6 separate regions of the Homo sapiens genome follow, and regions 2, 3, 4, 5 and 6 are each linked to region 1. Evidence: chromatin contacts called from ENCODE Hi-C or POLR2A ChIA-PET data. All regions are on one chromosome and are shown on one strand. The core of a region is the stretch at or near the end of the contact, and the rest is flanking DNA. Distances in the headings are between cores, read along the strand shown. Region 1 holds the start of ASXL1 (ASXL transcriptional regulator 1). Region 2 holds the start of CHMP4B (charged multivesicular body protein 4B). Region 3 holds the start of PXMP4 (peroxisomal membrane protein 4). Region 4 holds the start of E2F1 (E2F transcription factor 1). Region 5 overlaps CBFA2T2 (CBFA2/RUNX1 partner transcriptional co-repressor 2). Region 6 holds the start of CBFA2T2 (CBFA2/RUNX1 partner transcriptional co-repressor 2).

Region 1 (4,213 bases), core at 976-3,475:
TCCTTGGGTGCCCAGGGTCATAAACACCCGCATAACAGGAACGCCAAGGAGAATGTCAATGAACACACAAAACTCATTGTCGAGGAGGAGAACGAGAGCTCTCTCCCACTCCCCATCAGGCCTATATTTGTTTCCAGGTGCAGAACCGTTAGAGAAATCCTGAAATTTCTACAAGATCCTGAAAACTAGCCCAAGCTTCCAATTTTGACTCAATCAGAAAAAAAATATTTCGGAACCTCAAAATCTTCAAACTTCACATGCCAGGCCAAAATAAACTGAAGCACAAAACTTCAGCATACAAACAATTGCTATTTTTGTTCCCTGGGCAACAAATGACTAGGGAAGAGGATAGCAAGCACCAATGAAAATTCTGTAGCCCAAATTCCTTCAGTTTTTATAAATCTGTAACTTTTACAGACTTCGAGAAAGAAAAAGGTGTACTTCAGGTTTGTGTCAACCCCCCCAATACAGTCTATTTTTTTTTTTTTTGCACAACACCTTTGAAGCAGAAAACTCACTTCAAAATAAGAGAGAAAATTAAGTCTGAGCTTCACTCATCATTAAAACTGAATTACAACCATTACATATAAACTACAGTGTCAAGAGACACTTATGCTATCCGCACCACAACCTCGCTGTGTGACAGATCTTAGGAACTGACATCTTAGTATAACCTGTTACTACTGGTATCAGCAGATAATTACCCGAATATGTCTCAAAGTGTCTGAGCTTTGTGGGAGTAATCCAAAAGGAAGCTATTTCACCTGCAAGTCCTCTGACGCTCTGAACACAAAATTCACAACCCCCATCGGTTGAACGAGACGGCTTCAAACACTCAAGTTACGCTCTCCCTTGCTAAATCCTCAGTGAACAACGTCTCCCAACAGAGATACTTTGTCTTTGTCCAACATACATTCTTTGCAAAGTGGATTCAGTTCTCCTCAAAATACCAATTTCCAGTCCAGCTTCTGAAGGCAAACAGCCCAGTCTGCGTTTCTCAAAGTGGGGTCCGTGAGCCACTGCGTTTGAATCACCTGGGAAGCTGGTGAAAGCGCAGATTCCCAGGCTCTATCCCAGACCCTGAGGCTCAGCAGGTCTTACGAAGGGCCCTAGGAGTAGCGTTCCTAACCGCCTCCCAGGTGTCGCCCACAGGACACTAAAGTTAGAGAACCGCTGCTCAGGGTTCAAGCTGGGAGTAAGCACTTGCTTCCCTCCACGCACCTGGTTTAGATTGGGAAAGCTCAACATGCCATTGGCGTCCTTGAATGTGGGGTCGCTTTTCCACCCCCGGAGTCAAAGGCACCACCCCATTACCCACCAGGAAGCGAGGGAGGAGCTTCCGACCCTTCCCGGAAACCCAACTCCCCCGGGTGAATGAACGAAGCTGCCCCAGACCCCCAGACGCTGCCAAATAGTGGGGGAGGGGACGCGGGACCCCGCTGCCCAGAGTGGGAGGAGCCGGCCTGCCAGCTCGCCCCTCCGCCGGAATTTAGCTGCGCGGGGCGGGGGGGGCGCGAGGGCGAGCGGAAAAAGGCGCCACATCCCATCCCGGCGGAGCGCTCCCCACCCCTCGCCTTGCGGGGCTGTCCCGTTCTTAAAGGAAGATGGCCCCGCCCCCTCCCGCGGTGGGCAGGGCCTTGCCCCTCCCCCCCCAGTGGGGGGGTGCGCGGCGAGCCCCCCCCACCCCGGGCCCCACGGAGCCCCCCTCGGCTGTCCGCCTCACCAGGCGCGCGGCCTCGGCCCACGTGCGCTCCTTCTTCTTCTTCTGTTTGTCCTTCATCCTTCTCCCCGGCGGCGGCGGCAGCTCCACGCGGGACCTCCGGGCTGGGCGGGCTGGGGCGGTGGCGCGGGGCTGGGGCGGCGGCGGCGGTGGGGGGGGCGCGTGGCAGCGGCGGCGCGCGAGGTCTCGGGTGCGGCCGGGGAGAAGGGGCGGGCACGCGGGGACCGGCTGGCGCGAGAGCGGCGGTGGGGGAGGGGCGGCGGCGGCTCCACGCGCCCGCGCTGCGTCAGTCGCCCACGGCGGCAGCGGCGGCTGCCCCGCGATCGCTAAGGAATGCGGCGGCTCCGCATAACCACGGGGTCAGAGGTCACGGCTCCGGCCTCCGCTTTCCCGCTCTGCTGAGGGACTGAGACAGGACCGACGGCGGGGCGGGAGGGCGAGACGCGGCTTTCCCTTCGGCGCCCGGGTGCGTGCGTGTCTGCCGTGGGTGTGTGTGAGTGTGTGTGAAGAGTGAGGAGGGGGAGTGTGGGGTTTTTTTTTTTTGAACAAAAACAAACCGAAAGGGCGCCTGGGAGTCGTAGTCCCAACGGCCTCTCTGGCCTCCCCCGCTCCGGAAGAATATGGCCGCGTGAAGCGCGTGGACCACACTTCCCGGCGTGCCCGGCGGCCCCCTTCCGCTCTCCCTCTCGCGTCCTCCGCCTAGCACCGACCTCAGCTAGGAACGGGGACGGGTCGCTGTTCGGGGAAGGGGCTGGGTGGAGTCTCGCGAGGTGCGAGAACTGGCTGGGGGCCTGCGGGATTCTGGGAGGCGATGCTGGGAAGGGGCGGTGGCTGGGCTCCCCCGGCCACCCTTAACCCCTTCGGTGCTTTTTGCTTCAGGACCTCCTGGCGGGTGCGGGTGGGGAGTGAGGATGGGGAGCTCGACTCGCAGTTCCCACTTCGTGCTTCTCCTCGCCTAAACGGTTCTTACCTACACTTCTCGTAGGGGACGAGAGGCAGGACTTTCCCTTTTGGTCACCTCTAAATGACTCACTGCCACATAATAATGAGACAAAAAGACCCTCATACCAGTAAAACGGTTATTCCACGGCTGATGGACTTAGACGGTTCTTCATTTCTTCCTGTGCTTTCAGGCCGCTGTGTATTTGCAGAGCCTGCACCAGCAGCCTAGAGCGTTCTTAGGAACTTGGTGATATGTTGACGGGTCGTGTAAAGAACTTGGACTCTGGGGCCATACTGACCAGAATGCACCTGAGGGCGTTTTTAGAGGCAGTACCCTGGAGAGAATTCAGGCCCTGGAGTCCAGCGGACCTAGACTGGAATCTTGGCTGAGTCACTCCCTGGCTGTCCACTCAACCTCTCTGAGCCTCAGTTTTCTGATCTGCATTTGTCTTGTATTTCATGGCATTATTGGAATTAAAATTAACATACAATTCTTGACAGATTGGAAGAGGATGTGAAGGGAGATCTTGACATTATCAGGTCCGTATGATATGGCGCCTGGCATAGAGCAAATGTTTAATAAATGGTAGCTGTTATTACCAGCTGAGAAACAATAGGCAATATACTTAGCCTCTCTGAGCCTTAGTTTTAGAACCTGAAATGAAATTCAGAGCGCCCAGCACATAGGTTTTCTGTAACTATAGGTTCAGTCGTTGTCCAGAAACATTTCTAGAGTCCGTCCGGAGTTGGATTGATGCCAGCTCTTAAAAACTATGAAGGCAGGATCAGTGGCCACATTTAAACGGTTTCCCTGGGTGAGGAAACACACTCTCCACTCCCTAATGTTAACACGTAGCGAGAGCCAGTATTGATAGGAGACCATTATGGTGTAGCCCAAACTCTAACGCCAAGGGGTTCAGTGTTTTCTGCTTCTAATACTGGTCACAGAAAACTTGTGAGTCCGGTAAGCAAAATCCTACAAAGGGAAAAGACTGCAAGTTAGAATAAGACACCTCTTAAAAATCTCTCTAGCTTTACCCTGAGAGAAAGGAGGAACTACTGTCCCTCAAAAAACTGTTTGCCTTGATTTTTTACAAAGGATTTTTAACTTCTTTTTTTTCAATCTACGGCTGATACAGTACTCTTTGGCAAGTCATTTGGCTTCTTTCCGATGTCTTCTGAAGTAGCTTTACTGCCCTCTGACCTACAGGGAATAACTGAAATTTACATGTTTAATACAGGTACTGTGGTAGACAGAATAATGTCTTCCCCGCTTGCCCAAAACTGTCCAAGTCCTAGTCCCTGGAACCTGTGAATATGTTGCTTTTTTATTTATTTATTTATTTATTTTTTGAGACAGAGTCTCGCTGTGTTACCCAGGCTGGAGTGCAGTGGCGTGATCTTGGCTAACTGCAACCTCCGCCTCCTGGGTTCATGCGATCCTCCTGCCTCAGCCTCCCAAGTAGCTGAGATTACAGGCATGCGCTACCATGCCCAGCTAATTTTTGTATCTTTAGTAGTGACTGGGTTTCTCCATGTTGGCCAGGCTGG
Region 2 (4,213 bases), core at 1,095-3,594, 1.5 Mb before region 1:
AGACCAAAAGATCAGAGGAAAATGGTAAACTGACACCCTCCTCCTGCATTCCAAAATGCAGAAAGCTAAAAACACTGATTCTGATGACCATAAACAGAGGATCTGGACTGAGGGAGAGTCATCAGAGGAAAAAGCTAGAGACAGCAAAATATAACCCTGTTCCCATCTCCACAACTAAGCTGGAGTCCAAGCCACAAATGGACCACTGCAGCTGCCTCCTCACTGTTCTCCCTGCTCCCACCCGCATCCCCCACCCACTCTCCAAAGAGCAGCCAGATGATGTTTTAAAAACTCTGTCAATAAGGACACGTTCCAACAAAATACTCTCCAAAAACTTTCCATCCACTTGGAATAAAATTCAAACTCTTCACCAACAGGTTCAAAGTCCAAGCCCCGCCCCCTTTATTCCATACCACTCTCCCTCCAAGCACTACATTCTGGACACAAGGGTCTCTCTCTTCGGTTTCTTACAACCTGCTAACCTCCGAGCCTTTTCCCATGCTGCTTTCCACGCCCAGAAGGCTCCTCCCCCTTTTTTTTTTTTTTTTACAGAGCTGGTTCCTTCTCCAGACTCAGTTCAAACTTTACCTTTTCAAAGACGCCTTCCCTGACCATTCTATCCAAAGTGGCATCCCTCCCACTCCACCACTCCCTATCAGACCATCTTTTTGTGTGTTTAGTACTTATCACCCCCGGACAATATTTTCTTCATTTATTTTCCTGTTTCTGTCTTCTCTCCCATTAGGGTTGAGGCCGTGTTTTGTTCACCCCTATGAATACAGCGCATGCAGCAGGCACTAAAAAGAATTTCCAGAATATCTGTTGACTATCAGCAGAGAAGCATCCTCCAGATAGGCTATTTTGTTCTCCTATTAGAATGGAGAAAACATCGATTTAGCCCCTACTATGTGCTGAGCACTGTAAATCCATGATTTTCCTTTCAGAAAGGTAAATGAGCTCAAGGTCGCACTGCTAGTCACTAGCAGACTTCTGAGTGAATTACCTCAATCCTAAACCCCTCTCAAGGGGAAGGGATGTCGTTCTGTGATTCACTCTCACATGGCCATAACAAGAAAAAGCAAACATTTCTAAACTGCTTTACAGTTTTAAAGCATTTTCACATTCATCTCACTTAAGAAAAACACAAAGCACTTGGAATGCCCAGAAAGCCATACGACAACAGGAAGTAAAGTAAGCAGTGCCTCAAGATTCAATACTGGGGCCCTGAATCCTAGTAGTGGGGACTGGGGAGCAGTCGGGAGTCTCTATTTCTGGTTCAGACGGATGGGGAAGCGGTGAGTCATGGGGTGAAGGCTTGCGCCACGGGAAACTTTGGTAAGGTCAAGCTACGAGGCAACAAAAAGTGAATCACAACGCTGGAAAACACCTTAGGCCTCAACAGAGGCCGAACTCTGGCTGACGGATGGGGAAACTGAGGCCTCAAAGGGAAAGCAACTTGCTCAAGTTCACTCAGCAAGTGAATAGAGCAGGAATCGGGGGTCTCATCTCCCCCAGTCCCCTTTTCTCTCCAGCAAGGAGGCTTTTCAACGAGAATTCTGAGACAAGAGGACAGGGGAGAGGCCAAGGGGCAGCTCACAGATTCCACCGAGGAGTCGGGAGAGGGCACAGGTAGGACCAGGAAGCACAGAAATGCTAGGATGGGGGCAGAAATGAGCCGAGGAGGAGGCAGGGGCAGTAGCTAGGCAGGTGGGTGAGGCGAGAAGGAAAAGGCGGAAGAGAAAGGGACAGAGTGAGGGCGGAGGAAAGTGCTGTGAGATTGGGGTCTGAAGGGACCTGGCGGGGTGGAGAGAGGCTGAGGGGAGAGGGCAGAATAAGTCTGACGATGGAAAAGTCCAGGGATCGGGGAGACATTGAAGGGAGTCGGGGAGGGGGTCCCAGACCCGGCAAGAAGTCTGACCCGGAGAGTTCCAGGGTCAGACCAGACCCCGAGGCGAGTCTGATGAAGGTGAAGTCCGGGCCCGGGGAGCCTGGGGGGAGCCCGTGGCAAGTCTGAAGGGGCCGGGCAGCCTCACCGCGCTTGTTTTTGGTGCCGTGCTTCTTGGCGGCCGTCAGCTCCTGCTCGATTTTCTTCTCCAGGAACTCCTGTTTCTTGCTTAACATCTCTTCCGTGTCCCGCAGCCGCTGGATGGCCTCCTGGGGGGTCGGGCCGCCCTTGCCGGCCTTACCCCCTCCAGCCCCGAACAGCTTCCCGAACACCGACATGGTTGCTGCTCGCCGCGCCGGCCTTCGCCGCCCGCTCCGGCTCGGCTCGGCTCGGCTCGGCTCGGGTCGGCTCCGGCGCCCGCTCCCAGTCCCGCCGCTCCCTGCCGCCGCAGGCCTCTCCTCCGCCTCCGCCTCCGCCCCGCAGCTGGGCCCGGCCGCGCCACCTCCCACAGGCCCCCACGCCCGGCCCGGCAGGCGTCAGGGCAACGCGCCACTGACTACAACTCCCAGTGGGCAACGCGCCGGCCGCGCCTCAAATCTAATAGGGGGAAGCGTGCTGCATGCCGGGAAGCTATAGTCTTCCGGCTTCAGGCGCTCCCCGGCGCGTCTTTTGCTGTAGCTGGGGTCAAAGGGCGTGTGGCATTCTGGGAAATGTAGTCTCCTTGGCCTGCGCTCTGTAGGAGTGGCAGAACAGTAAGAGAAATGACAGTAAGTGTGCAACACTGCTCAAAAATTTATTGCTAGTATGGGATACTGCCATGCTTGAACTTCACATGTATATTCATGTGAAGTTGTCTTAAAAGCGTGAAGGCAACAGTTGTTTCCAATTTCAACCTGTCAATTCTGTGGTCACAGAAGCAAAGCAGTATCTTCTCCAGTTAAGTACGGTAGTGTCCCCCTTATCTGAGATTTTACTTTGAGTAGTTTCACTTGGCCAGCTAAGGTCTGACAGTATTAAATAGAAAATTCCAGAAATAAACAGTTCATAAGTTTTTAATTTCCATTGGCCTAATGAAATCTCGTGCTATCCTGTTCCATCCTACCTGCAATGTGAATCATCCCTTTGTCCAACATACCTCTACCATCTGTTAGTTACTTACCAGCTTAGGAGTTATCAGATGGACTGCCACGGTGTTGCAGTGCTTTGGTTCGAGTAACCCTCATTTTACTATATAATGGCCCCAAAGTGCAAGAGTAGTAATGCTGGCAGTTTGGATATGCCAAAATGAAGCTGTAAAGTGCTTCCTTTAAATGTAAATGTGGAAGTTCTGAGCTTAAGAAAAAAAATCGTATGCTGAGCTTACTGAGGTCTGCAGTAAGAACGAATCTTCTAGCCCTAGAATTGTGAAAGAGGAAAAAGAAATTCATGCTGGTTTTGCTGTCGTACCTCAAACTGCAAAAGTTACAGCCACAGTGTGTGATAAGTGCTTAGTTAAGATAGAAAAGGCATTAAGTTGTATCCTTACTTACAGGGGAAAAAAAGAAAATAAATTTTTTTACAAAAGAAAAGAAAAAGCATTAAGCTTATACGTGGAAGACACGAACAAAAAATGTGTTCCAACTGACAGCAACCTGTTACCCCCCAGAAAGCATTGAGCCTGTATAAAGGCTTCAGCAAGGAATCTCCTAAAACCAGTGGCACCAAGCCACTTACTGAAAGTAATGGATGGTTGCACTGACTTAGGAATAGGTTTAGACTGCAAAATATAAAAATTACTGGATGGGCTGGGCACAGTGGCTCACACCTGTAATCTCAGCACTCTGGCAGGCCTAGGCGGATGGATCACCTGAGGTCAGGAGTTTGAGACCAGCCTGGCCAACGTGGTGAAACCCCATCTCTACTAAAAATAAAAAATAAAAATAAAAAAATTAGCTGGGCGTGGTGGCGCACGCCTGTAATCCCAGCTACTTGGGAGGCTGAGGCAGGAGAATCACTTGAACCTGAGAGGCAGAGGTTGCAGTAAACTGAAATCGTGCTATTGCACTCCAGCCTGGGCGAAAAGAGCAAAATTCTGTCTCAAAAAGAAAAAAAAAATTACTGGAGCCGGGCGCGGTGGCTCACGCCTGTAATCCCAGCACTTTGGGAGGCCAAGGCGGGCGGATCACGAGGTCAGGAGATCGAGACCATCCTGGCTAACAAGGTGAAACCCCGTCTCTACTAAAAATACAAAAAATTAGCCTGGCATGGTGGCGGCGGGTGCCTGTAGTCCCAGCTACTCTGGAGGCTGAGGCAGGAGAATGGCGTGAACCCAGGAGGCAGAGCTTGCAG
Region 3 (4,213 bases), core at 1,152-3,651, 1.4 Mb before region 1:
GGATTAAAGGCGTGAGCCACCGTGCCCGGCCACATTCCTCATACTTTTAAGCACTTCAGTTTGACACAGGGTCTCAGTCACCCAGGCTGGAGTCCAGTGGCGTGATCACCGCTCACCGCAGTGTTGACCTCTCCAGGCTCAGGTGATCCTCCCGCACCTGTAGTTGGGACTACAGGTGTGTGCCACCAGGCCTGGCTAATTTTTGTATTTTTAGTAGAGATGGGTTTTCGCCATGTTGCCCAGGCTGGTCTTGAACTCCTGGGCTCAAGAGATCCACCCACCTTGGCTTCCCAAAGTGCCGGGATTACAGGCGTGAGCTACCTACCGCACCTGGCAGAGCTTCAGTGTTTTTTTGTTTTTGTTTTTGTTTTTTAATTTTTTAGAGACGGGGTTTCACCATGTTGGTCAGGGGTGGTCTCGAACTCCTGGCTTCAAGTGATCCGCCCGCCTCGGCTTCCCAAAGTGCTGGGATTACAGGCATGAGCCACTGTGCCCAGCCAAGGAACTTCAGTGTTTTTAAGAGGATATTTTAATATATTATCTAACATAGTCATTATCTTCAGAGGAAGGATGAACTGAATAAAGTAGCCTACCATCACAAAAGAAAAATCCCGGACAACCCAGTTTCAGTGACAAAATAGGCCCAGCACAACTCCCTCCTTCATTGACCTCTGAAATTGTCCCCTGACACTGAGCAAATAACATCACTGGTAAATACCATATGGCCCAAGTACCAGGGGACACCCTCACAAGTCACAGCCACCACTCAGTGTGTAGCTGTTATTCAGTGACAACTCCACATAGTGACATCATATGTTAATGTCACCCATCAATGCTCTCAGAGATGACAACCCAAAACTATGTGTTGCTTAAACAAGCAAGTGTTGAGTACCCACCATGTGCCTAGTGTTGGGGTTACAGCAGAAAACAAGACAAATAAGATTTCTTCCTTCATAGAATTTACAGTTTGATAAGGGCAATGGACAATGAACACATAGTAAACAAGTCTAAAGTGTCAAAAGTTCTATAAAAAAAAAAAACACATAAGAACCAGGGTGGCCGGGCACGATGGCTCACATTTGTAATTCCAGCACTTTGGGAGGCCGAGGCGGGCGGATCACAAGGTCGGGAGTTTGGACTAGCCTGGCCAATATGGTGAAACCCCGTCTTTACTAAAAATACAAAAATTAGCCGGGCGTGGTGGCATGCACCTGTAGTCCTAGCTCCTCAGGAGGCTGAGGCAGAAGAATCCCTTGAACCTGGGAGGCAGAAGTTGAAGTGAGCTGAGATCACACTACTGCGCTCCAGCCTGGGTGATAGATCCGAGACTCAGTCTAAAAAAAAAAAAAAAAAAAAAAGAGCCAGGGTAATGAGTCAGAGTGGACAGTGCTACTTCAAATTGGATGTCTCAGAAAGTCTCTCTGATGAAGTGGCATTTGAGCTGAAACCTGAAGGATGAGAAGAAGCCCATCATGGGAAGAGCCCAGGATGGCGAATATCAAGCAGGGAACCAGCAAGTGCAAAGGCCCTGAGGTAGAAGGGTTCTTGGCCCAAGGAACAGAAAGGAGGCTGTTTGGCTGGGAAGCAGTGAGGTGGCAAGTGCTGGAACGTGGGGTCAGAGGGAGAGGCACGGACCAGATCACAGGAGGTCTTCTCTCTTGGGCCTTGGGGAGGAGTTTGGATTCTAAGAATAAGTGGACGCCGGCTGGGTTCACGCCTGTAATCCCAGCACTTTGGAAGGCCGAGGCAGGTGGATCACCTGAGGTCAGGAGAGCAGCCTGGCCAACATGGTGAAACCCCGTCTCTACTAAAAATACAAAAAAATTTGCCAGGCATGGTGGTGGGTGCCTGTAGTCCCAGCTACTCAGGAGGCTGAGGCAGGAGAACTGCTTGAACCCTGGGGGGTGGAGGTTGCAGTGAGCCGAGATCGCGCCACTGCACTCCAGCCTGGGTGACAGAGCGAGGCTGCATCTCAAAACATACATACGTACATGGAAGCCATTGAGGGGCCATGTGACTGACACTCTGGGAAGATCGCTATGGTAAAGGATATCCCAGTCAGAACTATCTCGCATAAAGATGGGGCCCTGCTCCTCCCTGTATCATCACCTGTCGCCCATCCCATCTCTAAGCAGGGCCACTCCTCATTCAGGAGCCCTCCTTCCAAGTACACGCCTCCTTCCAAACCCACTCGTGAACCCAACATGGCCCAAGGGAAAGTGCCTTCTGATTGGACAAATCGTGTGTGACCTTGGGCGGAGCCCACTGTGATTGGCTACAAGCTTTCCTTTCTCTTCCAGTCAGACAACTATTTCGATGAGTGCTATTGTCCCATGAGACAAGTACGCTCTCTGATTGGTCTTCCATGCATGAGTGACGCAGAAACAGCCTATAGACGCCACGAGTCGGCGGCGCTACCGAGGGGCTGTGGGCGCGCAGCTGGAACCTCCGGCTGTCAGTGCGCTTACAGTTCCTAACCCCGACCCTGCGCGCAGCCCGCACTATGGCAGCCCCGCCGCAGCTAAGGGCTCTGCTCGTAGTCGTCAACGCACTGCTGCGCAAGCGCCGCTACCACGCTGCGTTGGCCGTGCTTAAGGGCTTCCGGAACGGGGCTGTGTGAGTGGGGCCGTCGGGCCGGGCTGGGGCTGAGGGATGTCCTGCCTGGGGTCAGAGGCGCGAGTTCGAAGTCCGATGCCGCGGTGCTGTTTGCCCTGGAGCAGTCCTCGTGTGTCTCTAAGTCTCGGAGGTCACCATCTGTGCAATGGGAGCTGGATTTTGGCTTGCGCGCCTTCCCAGCTCTGAACTGGGGCTCCCACTGCACATTTTCTGGGTCTTCCAACCTTTGCAGCCTGGCCCTCTTGCTTTGACTCCTCCCATGCCAGCTTCTGTATCCCCTCATTTGGGTTCAGTTCACCTCACCTCTCTGTGTGCCTTTGGGCCTCAACGGCCCCATCTGCACAATGGGGAACTGGACTCTGGCCTCTAGCTGGCAGGCGGATGCCTCCTGTCTATTCTGTCCCCATGAAGCTTGCCCATGGGCTTGCATCCTGCTTCTCACTTCTCACCTGTAGGACTCCAGCGCTAAGTCCCGTTCGGCTCAGGGGGCTCCTGGGACGTGACAATGAATGTAAAAGAAGCTGCAACTATCCTGGCATCTTACCTGCAAGAGAGGTCTTGGGGTCATTGCCCTGGCTGGTGCCTAGAGGGGAGCTCAGTCTCCTTTAAACCTAGTGCATAACAGCCACCATTTATTGAGGGCCTACAGTGCCAGAACCGGGGACAAAGCAGAGAACAAACCAGAGAAAGTGGTTTGTGTCCCCCAGAATTGGCATCCTAGTGGCAACGTGGGATGGTGGGAAGGATGTGGATGCCTTGGCTTGAACCCTGGCCCCACCTACCCGTGTGATCTGGAGGAAGTCATTTAGCCTCTCTAAGCCTCAATATCTGTAAAATGGGCATGGTACTAGTACTTATACTATCAGGATTGAGTCAATATGTGTGAAATGCTTAGCACAGGCTGGCCACGGTGGCTCACACCTGTAATCCTAGCACTTTGGGAGGCCGAGGCAGGCGGATTATCTGAGGTCAGGAGTTCGAGACTAGCCTGGCCAACATGGCAAAACCCCGTTTCTACCAAAAATACAAAAATTAGCCGGGTGTAGTGTCACATGCCTGTAGTCCCGGCTACATGGGAGGCTGAGGCAGGAGAACCGCTTGAACCCAGGAGGTGGAGGTTGCAGTGAGCTGAGATTGTGCCACTGCACTCCAGCCTGGGTGACAGAGTGAAACTCCATCTCAAAAGGAAAAAAAAGAAAGTTTCATGAGGCCATAACTTTATCTATTTTGTTCCTTGGTGTATTACTAGCACCTGGTATTTAGTAGTTTCTGAAATATTTATTGAATGAATGAATAAGTGTGCAAGATCAGAATTGCCATTGTCCCCATTTTCCAGATGAAAAGGCTGTAGCTCAGAGGTAGACCCATTGCTCGTGGCCACAGCACTTGGTCACGGTTGGAGCCGGGATTCAAACCCAAGGATGCCTGGCACCAGTGCCAGGCTCTTGGCTCCCATGGACACTCAAGAGTCAGGTAGAACTGGTTCCCACTGGGTCTGGCCAAGGGCATATCCTTGATGTGCCCTGAGATAACATCAGTAACCCTTTTGCCAAGTTTTTTTTTTTTTTTTTTTTTTTTTTTTTTGAGATGGAGTGTC
Region 4 (4,213 bases), core at 725-3,224, 1.3 Mb before region 1:
GCTATGATACATTCTAGGATTTGCAATGAGTAATTTCAGAAACTACTCATTGGAGGGGAAAACAACTCCTGATTTCCTAAACCACCTCATAGTTTGTAAAACACTTTCCAATTCCTTATGCTTTTCATTCTCCTGGCAACCCTGGAAGGGGCCAGGGCAAGGTCTGTGTGCCCATTTGAAACTAAGGGTGAGAAGCATCCTCAGGAGCTGTGATTTGAGGCTGCACCACTCATTTTGATTATGCTGGTACACCAGTTTGCTTTCAAATGTGAGTATGCATAAAAATAACCTGGAAGCTTGGTGAGGTGGCAGTCACCTGGAGTACCAGCTATGCTGGAGGCTGAGGCGGGAGGATCTCTTGAGCCCAGGGGTTTGAGACTACCCTGGGCAACATAGTGAGACCTCGTCTATATAAAATAAATAGGAAAAAAAAAATAAGATACTGGCTTTTCTAATTCCCTAAGTGTCAAAAAAAAAAAAAGAAAAAGAATAACAAATATCACCTGGAAAGGGGACATGGCATTGTTAAAATGCAGATTCTTGGGCACCTAGAGATTTTAAATTGGCAGGGCCAGGGTGGGCCCAAAATTAGCAAGTGACCACGTGGTTCTGAAGCCAGTGGCCTAAGGACCACCCTTGCAGAACCGTGGTCTCCTTGTCACAGTCTAGGCAGCCTCTGGCTTAGCCTCTGTTTCTTTCATAACCTTTCTCAGCGCCTGCTCTGGGCCAGACCAGTGTTGGGAGGAGTCGCTACTGAGCTCCTAGATTGGCAGGGGAGGCAGATGGAGAAAAGGAGTGTGTGTGGTCAGCATTGGAGCAGAGGCAGCAGTGGGCAATAGAGGAAGTGAGTAAATCCTTGGGAGGGCTCCCTAGAAGTGATGTGTTTTCTTTTTTTGTTTTAGAGACAGGATCTCGCTCTGTCGCCCAGGCTGGTGTGCAGTGGCATGATCATAGCTCACTGCAGCCTCGACTTCTCGGGCTCAAGCAATCCTCCCACCTCAGCCTCCCAAGTAGCTGGGACTACGGGCACACGCCACCATGCCTGGCTAATTTTTGTATTTTTTGTAGAGATGGGTCTTCACCATGTTGATCAGGCTGGTCTCGAACTCCTGGGCTCATGCGATCCACCCCGCCAGCTGATTACAGGGATTCCGGTGGTGAGCCACCGCGCCCAGACGCCACTTCATCGTATTGTAAACGTCTGTTACCTTTCTGTTCCCCTGTCTACTGGACTGTGAGCTCCTTAGGGCCACGAATTGAGGATGGGGCACAGAGCAAGCTCTCCAAACGTTTGTTGAATGAGTGAGGGAATGAATGAGTTCAAGCAGATGCTATACGTTGGCTGTTGGAGATTTTGGCTAAAATGGGACTTGCAGGAAAGCCCGACGTCCCCCTCGCCATTTCCAGGCACCGCTCTTCAGCTTGGGCTCTGGGTGAGCGGGATAGGGCTGGGTGCAGGATTAGGATAATGTCATGGGTGAGGCAAGTTGAGGATGGAAGAGGTGGCTGATGGCTGGGCTGTGGAACTGATGATCCTGAAAAGAAGAGGGGACAGTCTCTGGAAATCTAAGCTGAGGCTGTTGGGGGCTACAGGTTGAGGGTCACGTGCAGAAGAGAGGCTCTGTTCTGAACCTGCACTATAGAAAGGTCAGTGGGATGCGGGAGCGTCGGGGCGGGGCGGGGCCTATGTTCCGGTGTCCCCACGCCTCCAGCAGGGGACGCCCGGGCTGGGGGCGGGGAGTCACACCGCGCCTGGTACCATCCGGACAAAGCCTGCGCGCGCCCCGCCCCGCCATTGGCCGTACCGCCCCGCGCCGCCGCCCCATCCCGCCCCTCGCCGCCGGGTCCGGCGCGTTAAAGCCAATAGGAACCGCCGCCGTTGTTCCCGTCACGGCCGGGGCAGCCAATTGTGGCGGCGCTCGGCGGCTCGTGGCTCTTTCGCGGCAAAAAGGATTTGGCGCGTAAAAGTGGCCGGGACTTTGCAGGCAGCGGCGGCCGGGGGCGGAGCGGGATCGAGCCCTCGCCGAGGCCTGCCGCCATGGGCCCGCGCCGCCGCCGCCGCCTGTCACCCGGGCCGCGCGGGCCGTGAGCGTCATGGCCTTGGCCGGGGCCCCTGCGGGCGGCCCATGCGCGCCGGCGCTGGAGGCCCTGCTCGGGGCCGGCGCGCTGCGGCTGCTCGACTCCTCGCAGATCGTCATCATCTCCGCCGCGCAGGACGCCAGCGCCCCGCCGGCTCCCACCGGCCCCGCGGCGCCCGCCGCCGGCCCCTGCGACCCTGACCTGCTGCTCTTCGCCACACCGCAGGCGCCCCGGCCCACACCCAGTGCGCCGCGGCCCGCGCTCGGCCGCCCGCCGGTACGGACCCCAGGGACGCCGCGCCGACAGCGCCGCCTGTGCCCCCCGCGCAGACCCGGGAGGGCGCCGTGTTTGGCCTGGAGGCGGCAGGGGGCGGGGGAGGGGTTGACTGAGGCGCCCAGGCTGGGCGGTGCAGAGCCGGGGTTGGGCCTCCGGGCCCCGCCCTGGGGTGCGGGGTGACCTCGGGCCGGTCCCTGTTTGCTGCTCTGTGCTCTGCGCCTCAGCTTCCTCACCGGAGCCTCCCCAGCGTCGGACTCAGTGATAATAATAGCCCACGTGTATTCAACTGGCGTTTACTGCATGCCAGGCCTTTGGGCGACTTCAAGCCAGCTAAAACTCACAACCCCGCTGTGAGCTGTGTTGTCACTGTGCCCATCTGACGGAGGAGGAACTGAGGCCCAGAGAGGGAAAGTGACTTGCCCCTGGTCACACGGCTGCAGGTGGTGGGGCTGGGATTTGAACTGAGGCCTGCTGGCTTCAGCTCAGAATTTGCATCTCGGTAGTGAGCACAGCTGCTAGGGGAAGTGAAGGCGGGGCGGAGGAAAGTCCTGGGGCCTAACCGTTGGTGAGCCATTGAGGAGACCCTCCTTCCTGCCTCGATGCTGACTGCCAGGTGCAGGCCTGGCCGGCCAGGCCTCTGGGGACAGCCCTCCTGGCTGGGAGGCCTTCTCTGCAGGGGCGGGGCAGCTGGACCAGCTGCTGATCCCCTCCCTCTGCCTGTCCTTCCATCTGCCACCCTCCACCCTCCCAGGCCCTGGTTGCCATGGAACCTCATTAATCAGGCAGGCCGACCCCTGAGTCTCTGTAGAAGGACTAGGTGGGCTGGGCCTCTGGGAGCTGGAGAGGAGGCCCCCAGTGCCAGGAGAGAAAATGTCTCAGGGAGATCCTTTAATAAAGCCCTCCCTGATCGCTGAGCTCAAGACGAATTCAGACTGGAGGGCCCAGAAGAGGCGGCTGAATTCCAGTGGGAGAAGGGATTGGAGGCGTAGAAGCCTGGAGCTGGGAACTGTGGGGCACAGGGCAGGGTGTGGAGACCAGTTTGACTGGCGCAGCCTATGGGTGAAGGTGGGGCTCTGGTGTGCAGGCGGGGTCTGGCCAGGCAGGATGGGGTCTCAGCAGGGAACTTGGAGCAAGTGGGAGGGGTGAGGCAGGACTCAGGACAAGGAGGTAGAAGCTGCCTAACTGCTGATGGGGGTGTGGGTGGCAGCTGGTCCCTGAGGCATCCTGAGGAGGCTCCCCCAACCCCCTTGGCCCCATGCCCAGTGCTGCCTTCCGGAATCACCACAATGCTAATAATAATAACAATAGCAGCCACCATTGTTTTGAGGATGTCTTGTGTGCCAGGCTCTGTGCCAAGCGCTTTACTTAATTAACTCATTTAACCCCATCAGCAGCAGTCCCTTTTTACAGATTGGGAAGCTGAGGCCTAGAGATGTTAGAATCTTCCCATGTCATTCTGCTCTTGAGTGGGGAGAGCAGTCTGCGTTTCCTCTGAGGTTGACCTCTGGGATGCCTTGCTTTCTGGGGATGCTGATACAGGTTGAAGAAAGGGCAAGAAGGGCTTTTAGGGGCCCTCCCTCTTAATGAGTGGGTGGGAGGGGGTTGTACCAGGGGTGGGCCAGGTGGCCTGTCTCCTGTACTCCAGGGGCCTGTTCCTGTGGGTACCACTTGGGACCTGGGCAAGCATCTTCCATTCAGCTGTGTGACAAGCATTATAGAAGGCTCAGGTCTGCGGAAATCTAACAACCTGAGGGTCTTGTCCTCAAAGATCTGAACAGGATTATGGGTTCTAGGATCAAAGGGAGGGACAGGGGCAAAGAAAAATGCCCTCCACTCCACCTGTCAGGGGCAGGCTCAT
Region 5 (4,213 bases), core at 873-3,372, 1.2 Mb before region 1:
TTCGAGACCAGCCTGGCCAACATGGTGAAAACCCGTCTCTACTAAAAATACAAAAATTAGCCAGGCGTGGTGGTAGGCACCTGTAATCCAAGCTACTTGGGAGGCTGAGGCAGAAGAATCCCTTGAACCCAGGAGGCGGAGGTTGCAGTGAGCCAAGACCATGCCATTGCACTCCAGCCGGGGCAACAGAGTGAGGCTCTGTCTCAAAAAAAAAAAAAAAAAAAAAAAAAAAAGATAAGCATGCAACACCTTGGGCAAGAAAGTAAGAGACTGCTCAAAAATGACAGGGGTATGTCAAAAGAACACTAAAGCCAGTTAGAAGGGACTACCACTGGAATTGTGCAACAATTTAAGCATCAAAATAAATAATGATAGTAATGGATTAGAGCATAATCCATATTTAATTTTTTTAACCAATCAACAAGGAAGAAAGGAAAGCATTCCTTCATTAGAATGCCAATATGTAAATGCAGAAACAATGATGGAATTAGAAAATTACCACTAGTAGGGTGCAGCTGCTCATGCTTATAATGTCAGCACTCTGGGAGGTCAAGGTGGAACAATCACTTTAGGCCAGGAGTTCAAAATCTGCTTGGGCAACATAGTGAGACCTTGTCTCTACAAAAAAAAATTAAAAATTAGAAAAAAGAAAATCACCACTAGATGCTGAGACTACTAGTGAATAGAAAACTAATGAAAAACAGGACAACTTCATCATCTCTAAATATACCCAACAAATTACTTATTAATCACAAAGAGGATAGTAATTTTTGCAGTGGAGTAACCTGGCAGACATGACCTTAATACAATGATTAACCAATCACTAATATTGAGACACACTGATTATGTGCCTCCTTAAATGAGGCATTAAGGAGAATACATCCCTTCTATAGTATTCCAGCCTGAAATTCGTAACATTAATGTAATCATAAGGTAACGGCAACGAAACCCAAACTAAGTACAGAACAACTGGTCTGTATTCAAAATTGGAATGGTCAAGAAAAGAAAAGTACCAGGAGGGGAGAAGAGGAGGCAGGCAGGCTGAAGAACTGTTTTAGAATAAGAAAAATTAAAGAGCCGCAGTGGCTCACATTTGTAATCCCAAAACTTTGGGAGGCCAAGGAAGGTGGCTTACTTAAGGTAAGGAGTTCGAGACCAGCCGGAGCAACGTAGTGAGACTCCATCTCTACAAAAAGTAAAAAAAATTAGCCAGGCATAATGGCATGTGCCTATATTCCCAAGTATTCAGGAGGCTGAGGTTGGGGGATTGCCTGAGTCCAGGAGGTCAAGGCTGCAGTGAGCCATTATTGCACCACTGCACCCTAGCCTGGGCACCAGAATGAGACCCTGTCTCTAAGAAAGAAGAAAAAAGGAAAGAGGAAAGGGGAAAGGCAAGGAAGAAAGAGACATGCCAGTTAAATTCAGTGTGTGATGACAGACTGAATTGGATTGAGGTATAAGAGCTATAAAAGACATTATTGAAATAATTTATAAAACCTGAATATAGTCTGTGAATCAGGTTAATAGTATGGTATCATTATTACATTTTCTGATTTTGATAATTGTACTGTGGTTATGTGTGGTTATGTAAGAAAATGCCTTTGATTTCAGGAAATATGCATTTAAGTATTTAGGGATAAAAGGGCATATTTCCACTTTCAGAGTGGTTCAGGAAAAAAACTGTACCTCCAAAATACACACAATGATAAAGCAATTGGAGTAAAATGTAAACAACTTATAGAAAGTTGCAAGAACTCCTAAGTATTTTACTGTATCAAAAACAAAACAAAACAAAAAACAGAAAACAAGTCCCATCCATGACAAAAAAGTGTGAAGACACTCTTGTGGGTATTAAGTGAACATGTGTGTCAGTCCATGATCTAATGATCCCATTCATGACGGTCTCTTCTTTGGTTTCTTACTCTGATGATGACAACTACATGCCATTTTAATGTTTTTTTTTTTTTAAATTGGGCAGCCATTAGGCTGAGACAGCTGGCTCCAGTGCCTAGTAAGCAAACTGAAGCCCAATGTAAACATAAAATGAAACTTAAGCTTAACCAATCAAAAACAAACCTCTAACTAGGGACTTTCCACTGGATCATATCCAAATAAGGCAAGTGCCTAGCTACAGCCAATCAAGTAATTCCTTTACTTTGCTACAGCGTTCAGCCTATAAAAGCCTGCTTCTAAAGCAGAGCTCTCTGAACTTCTTCCAGTTTTGAATGCTGCCTGAATCCTTTAATGCTCACCTAAATTCTGCTAAATGTCTGTCTAAAGTTTTTATTTAAACAATTCTGAACATTTTTAAGTTGTTATTTTTTCTTATGTAATATTCATTTTAATACCTATAATGGGTACTCTGACATTCAATCTAAATTAATAGAAAACAGAAAAATAATTCTACAAATACACTTGAGATGCAGACATCTGAGTTTGATTTATCAGATCAAATCTCTCATCTAGCACATAAAAATGATTCTAGACTTTCAAACAACGTTAAAAAAGAAAAACAGCCAGGCGCAGTGGCTCACACCTGTAACCCCAGCAATTTGGGAGGCTGAGATCACTCCACTGCACTCCAACCTGGACAACAAAAGCGAAACTCCATCTCAAAAAAAAAAAAAAAAAAAAAAAGAAAAGAAAAAGGAAAAGGAAAGAAAAGAAAAGAAAAGAAAAAAGAAAAATAGGCCGGGCGCAGTGGCTCACCCCTGTAACCCCAGCAATTTAGGAGGCTGAGGTGGGCAGATCACTTGAGGTCAGGAGTTCGAGAACAGCCTGGTCAACATGGTGAAACCCCGTCTCTACTAAAAATACAAAACCTAGCTGGGCCAGGTGGCACAAGCCTGTAATCCCACTCAGGAGACTGAGGCAGGAGAATCACTTGAACCCAGGAGGCGAAGGCTGCAGTGAGCTGAGATCATGCCTCTGCACTCCAGCTTGGGTGACAGAGCAACACTGTCTGAAAAAAAAAAAAAAAAAGAAAAAAGTAAGAAAAATAAACACTGGTGCTTATAGTGAATTTGCTTTTCATTGTAATAACTCCTTACTTGCACAGAAGTTCTGCAAACAGCAACCTGGAATGTTTCTTCATCTGTCACTTAAGAACAAAATAATATTATATGGTATTTCAAGCATCAGGTTGCAAAAATAGTCTTTTTTGAAAATGAAACGCATTGTAAAATTTCAATCTACATTTTAATCTATCCCAAAACCAAACCAATCTTTTTATTTTAACATCAATATCAAGAATCATGTTTTACTTAAATACAAATGTAAAGTTAACAAAAGCATATGCCTACTAGTAAACTGGAGAAACTAAAAATATATAATTAATATATTTAAGATTGTATTTTACATTACTTTAAGATCAGACTTTTTAAAAATCACCTCTTTAACATCTACCATACAAAAATAAAATCATTTTTCAAAAAACCCTAAGAGGGGATTTGCAAGATTGCATAACAAGGGCTTTCAAGTCCAACAAGATCAGGGGATGATGATTTATAGTAGAAGTCAGCAAACTTATAGCCTGCTTAGCGTTTTAGTAAACAAAGTTTCACTGGAAAAGGACCATGCCCATTCCTTTACATATTGTCTATCTATGGCTGCTTTCCTGCCGCATTAGCAGGGTTGGGACAGAGATCGTGTGGCCCACAAAGCCAAAAACGGTCACTATATGACCCTTTACAAAAAACTAAACTCTGGCTGGGCATGGTGGCTCACGCCTGTAATCCCAGCACTTTGGGAGGCTGAGGCTGGTAGATTACTTGAGGTCAGGAGTTCGAGACCAGCCTGACCAATATGGTGAAACCATGTCTCTACTAAAAATACACACAAAAAATTAGCCAGGCGTAGTGGCGTGCACCTGTAGTCCCAGCTACTCGGGAGGCTGAGACAGGAGAACTGCTTGAACCCGGGAGGTGGAGGCTGCAGTGAGCCAAGACTGTGCACCATTGCACTCCCGCCTGGGTAACAGAGTGAAACTCCCTCTAAAACAAAAAACATAAACTAAACTCTGATTTATAGCAACAACGTAGCTTTACAAAAAAAAGTTCTAATACTCAAACACCTACTGAGGTTACACTAAGTGCAGGAGACACAGTAAAGAAAAATAGTCTCTGCTCTCAGGGAGCTTACAGTCTATTGAGAAAAGTAATGTAATTATCATACAAACAAACATAATAATATATACTAAGTGCTATAAAGAAAA
Region 6 (4,213 bases), core at 1,236-3,735, 1.1 Mb before region 1:
ATGACGCCACTGCACTCCAGTCTGGGTGACAGAGAGAGACTGTCTCAAAAAAAGGAAAAAAGAAAACAAAAATGTAGTTACGTAACAGAAGCAAAAGTTGTGCTTTTGGGCATATTTTAAACTAAATACTACACAAAAGAAATTTGGACACAATCTTTTTTTTTTAAGTGAAAGCAAGTTTATTATGGAAGTAAAGAAACAAAGGAAGACTACTTCATAGGCAGAAGAGCCCCCCAATTTTTTCAAATAAAAAGTCCTTTCTGGTCAGGCTTGGTGACTCACGCTCGTAATCCCAGCACTTTGGGAGGCTGAGGTGGGTGAATTACCTGAGGTCAGGGGTTCGAGACCAGCCTGACCAATATGGTGAAACCCTGTCTCTACTAAAAATATAAAAATTAAGGCCGGGCGCAGTGGCTCATGCCTCTAATCCCAGCACTTTGAGAGGCTGAGGCAGATGGATCCCCTGAGTTCAGGAGTTCACGACCAGCCTGGCCAACATGGTAAAACCGTCTCTACTAAAAATGCAAAAAATTAGTCAGGTGTGGTGGCAGGCGCCTGTAATCGCAGCTACTCTGGAGGCTGATGCAGGAGAATCGCTTGAACCTGGGGCGGGGGGAGGTTGCAGTGAGCCGATATTGTACTACTGCACTCCAGCCTGGGCAACAAGAACAAAACTCCGTCTCAAAAAAAATAATAAAATAAAATAAAATAATTGGCCGAGCGTGGTGGCATATGCCTGTAGTCCCAGCTACTCCGGAGGCTGAGACAGGAGAATAGCTTGAACCCAGGAGACGGAGGTTGCAGTGAGCCAAGATCACACCCCTGCACTCCAGTCTGGGCGACAGAGCAAGATTCCGTCTCAAAAAAAAAAAAGCCTTTCATTTTACAGAGATGCTGTACCTTTGCAAGCCTAAAAGAGTAATCACTATCCGCCTCTTTAGTTGGAAATTTCATGAGGAATGGATCAAACCATCAAAAGCAGTAACTGCAAGCTGGGTGTATCTACTTTTTCTATCTTCAATCCAACATTTAATGGGTGCAAAAAAAAAGAAGCGTAAAGCCTCCCTTTCACGTGTTTAAGGACATCAGCTCTGAGACTAGTACTCAGAGTACCTTCTGTTACTCAGTTTCATCCTCTGCAAAATGGGCATCCTCAAATAATGTCTTACTTAGGATGTCATCAAGATTAAACAATTAAAAAAACATGCAAAACATGTTTATCTGTTTCCTCATTTACTATGTCTCTCCCTCTCCTAACTAAACTCAAAACCCCAGTTCGGTCTATCTTGTTTATTGTATTCCCAGGGCCTGGAATGGTATTTTTAAACTTACTATATGATTTAATAAATATTAAGTGAATAGAATGCAAAATGTCTGGTGCTCAAAAAAATGTTGGCTATTATAATTACAATAATGAAAAACAATTAAAATTTTATTGTTCTTATTCAGAGAAGCCACCCCTCCCCCAAGGATCTCACACATCAAGGAGGAACACTAGATAAATACTGGAATGGCTAAATGGAAGTAAGAATAACAATTAGATCATGGAGCAGGACTAACAGACAACAAAACAAAATCTTAACACGGCTAGAGCCTAATTTCGGACTTTTCCGAGTGCGGTGCACACTGGATCAGATTAATAAAGGACGATTACAATAATGACAGTTTTCACAATTGTGTGTGTGCCACGGTCGGTGTCAAGCGTTTTACTGGCCTCACAAAACCCAAGAACCCTGGGGGAGGGAGGGAACCCGCTCCACATCCCCATTTTGCAGATGGGGGAACTGAGGCACCGGGAGAGCCAAGGTCACTACCTAAATGGGGAAGCCTGGATGTGAACCCAGGTAGCCAACTACTGAGCCTGCGCTCAAACAGGCCCTCCGAGGGGCCATTCTCATCTCCTCCAACCCTCAACATCGGGCGGGTGTAGTATTTCCCCAGGAGCCGGACTTCGTGGCCCCAGCGCTGGGACAACAAAATGATTCTTGCCCGCCGGCAAGTCCCATGGACGCCGGCCCGGCCTAAGTTCCGAGGCCGCGGGCCCCACAATTTCCCTCACACCGTGAGCCCCGAGCTCTTCGGGCGGCGCAGGAAGCGACGGGGTGGCCTCAGGAGCCCGGGAAGGCCCGCCCCGCTGCGTGACCTTGGATCCGCCGCCCCGCTTCGGGCCTCAGTTTCCACTCCCGGCCTCGCGCCCGGGGCACTCGGAATCACCGCGCCTGCGGAGCCGCAGGCCCTCACACGCCCCCCTCGGCCGCCCGCATTCACGCCCCACTTACGCTGGAAGGCGGCCGCTCCAGGGACGCCTACCATCGCCGAGCGCCGCCGCCGCGCGCCGCCCGCCTCTACCCGCGACACGGGTCCCTCGCAGGCGCCGCCCGCCTCGACCCGCGGCCCGGGTCCCTCGCAGGCGTCGCCGCGAGATCTGCAGCCGCCGAGCTAACCAGACACCACCACCGCTGCTGTCGCCGTCGCCGCCGCCGCCGCCGCCGTTAGGCCGCGCCCCGCCCCGCCCCCGGCTGGCCCCGCCCCGCCCGCCGGGCACGCCCCCGCCGCGCGCTCTCGCCGCCAGGCCAACGCACGCGGAAGCCCGGCCCCAAGACCAGCTCCCATTAAGCACCGCCCCCTAACCTGACCCGCCCCTTCCGCGGGAACCGACCGCCGAATCCCGGCGCAGCCTGCTTCTCAGACCTGCCCCCTCGGCGTCACGCGCGCCCGTCACGCGCACGGCCCACTTTCTAGCTCCAGACTTCCCGGTGTAGCCAGGGCAGTGGCCCAGGCTCGGGGGCCGAGTGCTAGGGGGAGGGATTACAACGAGTGGCAACGTCTCACCTGAGTTCTCCAGGTACAGGCCTGATGGCTTTTGCGCATGCCTTTGAGCGAGCCCCCTGGCTCAAAGTGTTTTTGGCCTGAAGTATTCTAAATGCCTAAAATTTCATCATCGTAATTTTAATAACTGTTGGCCGGGCGTGGTGGCCCACGCCTGTAATCCTAGTACTTTGGGAGGCCAAAGGAGAGTCACTTGAGCTCAGGAGTTTGAGACTAGCGTCTCTATTAAAAAAATAAATAAATAAAAATAAAAAATAGACCAGGCACGGTGGCTCAGGCCTATAATCCTAACACTTTGGGAGGCCGAGGAGGGTGGATTACCTGAGGTCAGAACTTCGAGGCTAGTCTGGCCAATGTGGCGAAACGCTGTCTCTACTAAAAATACAAAACTTAGAGCCGGGCGCAGTGGCTCAAGCCTGTAATCCTAGCACTTTGGGAGGCCGAGGCGGGAGGATCACGAGGTCAGGAGTTTGAAGACCAGTCTGGCCTATAAGGTGAAACCCTATCTCTACTAAAAAAATAAATAAATAAAAATACAAAAATTAGCCTGGTGCGGTGGCGCGTGCCTTTAGTCCCAGCTACTCGGGAGGCTGGGGCAGGAGAATCACTTGAATCCGGGAGGGGGAGGTTGCAGTGAGCCGAGATCGGAGCCATTGCACTCCAGCCTGAGCAAAAAGAGCAAAACTCCGTATCAAAAAAACAAAACAAGGCCAGGAGCTGTGGCTCACCCCTGTAATCCCAGCACTTTGGGACGCCGAAGCTGGCAGATCACAGCTCAGGATTTGGAGACCAGCCTGACCAACGTGGTGAAACCCCGTCTGTACTAAAAATACAAAAATTAGCTGGACTTGGTTTCACAAGCCTGTAATCCCAGCTAATCAGGAGGCTGAGACAGGAGAATTGCTTGAACCCCGGAGGCGGAGGTTGCACCGAGCCAAGATCACGACACTGCACTCCCACCTGGGTGACAGAGCGAGACTCCCTCTCAAAAAACAAAACAAAACAAAACAAAAAAATTAGCTGGGCGCGGTGGCGGGTGTCCATAATCCCAGCTACTCGGGAGGCTGAGGCAGGAGAGTCGCTTGAACCTGGGAGGCAGAGGTTGCAGTGAACCGAAATCGCGCCACTACACTCTAGCCTGGGCAACAGAGGGAAGCTCCGTCTGAAAAGAAAAGAAAAGAATAAAGACTCTTGTTTCTCAGTATTATTTCAGATATCTCACACCAAGAATATAGAATGCATTTGTATTTTACTTGTGTATTGAAAACAAATTTTAAAAGACAGAATGTAGGCCGGCCGGGTACAGTGGTTTATGCCTCTAATCCCGGCACTTTGGGAGGCCAAGGCAGGTGGATCGCTTGAGTCCAGGAGTTCAAGACTAGCC

The links. A loop is a pair of places that touch in the nucleus more often than their neighbours do. ChIA-PET counts read pairs that join two places held with the same protein, here RNA polymerase II (POLR2A). Pooled maps may share reads with other maps.
Region 2: a map of gastrocnemius medialis shows a loop between it and region 1 (11-fold over the local background). The contact joins the promoter of CHMP4B here to the promoter of ASXL1 in region 1. A Hi-C loop is called at or near these places in 2 of 168 maps with a recorded cell type or tissue (gastrocnemius medialis and naive thymus-derived CD4-positive, alpha-beta T cell) and 12 of 50 pooled maps.
Region 3: a pooled map shows a loop between it and region 1 (15-fold over the local background). The contact joins the promoter of PXMP4 here to the promoter of ASXL1 in region 1. A Hi-C loop is called at or near these places in 6 of 50 pooled maps. POLR2A ChIA-PET finds 5 or more read pairs at or near these places in 2 of 52 experiments (IMR-90 and activated naive CD8-positive, alpha-beta T cell).
Region 4: a map of dorsolateral prefrontal cortex shows a loop between it and region 1 (5-fold over the local background). The contact joins the promoter of E2F1 here to the promoter of ASXL1 in region 1. A Hi-C loop is called at or near these places in 1 of 168 maps with a recorded cell type or tissue (dorsolateral prefrontal cortex), 1 of 37 single-sample maps with no recorded cell type and 9 of 50 pooled maps.
Region 5: a pooled map shows a loop between it and region 1 (6-fold over the local background). The contact joins the enhancer-like site here to the promoter of ASXL1 in region 1. A Hi-C loop is called at or near these places in 2 of 50 pooled maps.
Region 6: a loop to region 1 is called in a pooled map, with 21 times the contacts of the local background. The contact joins the promoter of CBFA2T2 here to the promoter of ASXL1 in region 1. A Hi-C loop is called at or near these places in 1 of 37 single-sample maps with no recorded cell type and 6 of 50 pooled maps. POLR2A ChIA-PET finds 5 or more read pairs at or near these places in 1 of 52 experiments (MCF 10A).

Annotation. Positions count from the first base shown.
Region 1 is chr20:32,356,343-32,360,555 of GRCh38, reverse strand. It overlaps ASXL1 (ASXL transcriptional regulator 1), which reads right to left and starts at 2,225. Exons shown (of 13, transcript NM_015338.6): 1 at 1,724-2,225. The coding sequence starts at 1,780. RefSeq lists silencers at 1,526-1,685, 1,926-1,975.
Region 2 is chr20:33,809,479-33,813,691 of GRCh38, reverse strand. It overlaps CHMP4B (charged multivesicular body protein 4B), which reads right to left and starts at 2,344. Exons shown (of 5, transcript NM_176812.5): 1 at 2,034-2,344. The coding sequence starts at 2,223. ZNF341-AS1 (ZNF341 antisense RNA 1) reads left to right here and starts at 2,593. Exons shown (of 4, transcript NR_110623.1): 1 at 2,593-2,652. RefSeq lists enhancers at 1,051-1,120, 949-1,789, 2,556-2,635, 2,375-2,669 and a silencer at 2,216-2,495.
Region 3 is chr20:33,718,498-33,722,710 of GRCh38, reverse strand. PXMP4 (peroxisomal membrane protein 4) reads left to right here and starts at 2,401. Exons shown (of 4, transcript NM_007238.5): 1 at 2,401-2,616. The coding sequence starts at 2,504. RefSeq lists an enhancer at 2,805-2,854.
Region 4 is chr20:33,684,146-33,688,358 of GRCh38, reverse strand. E2F1 (E2F transcription factor 1) reads left to right here and starts at 1,974. Exons shown (of 7, transcript NM_005225.3): 1 at 1,974-2,355. The coding sequence starts at 2,095. RefSeq lists silencers at 1,635-2,134, 2,245-2,604.
Region 5 is chr20:33,553,025-33,557,237 of GRCh38, reverse strand. The region is part of intron 1 of CBFA2T2 (CBFA2/RUNX1 partner transcriptional co-repressor 2); the gene reads right to left. Among named protein-coding and RNA genes, the nearest start is that of CBFA2T2, 65 kb to the right of the region's middle. RefSeq lists enhancers at 1-153, 1,899-2,058. Within about 2 kb of position 2,122, at least 13 of the 41 ENCODE cell types and tissues checked have a DNase peak (open chromatin) inside an H3K27ac peak, as active enhancers do.
Region 6 is chr20:33,488,368-33,492,580 of GRCh38, reverse strand. It overlaps CBFA2T2 (CBFA2/RUNX1 partner transcriptional co-repressor 2), which reads right to left and starts at 2,485. Exons shown (of 11, transcript NM_001032999.3): 1 at 2,280-2,485. The coding sequence starts at 2,313. RefSeq lists silencers at 2,166-2,445, 2,456-2,675 and an enhancer at 2,770-3,318.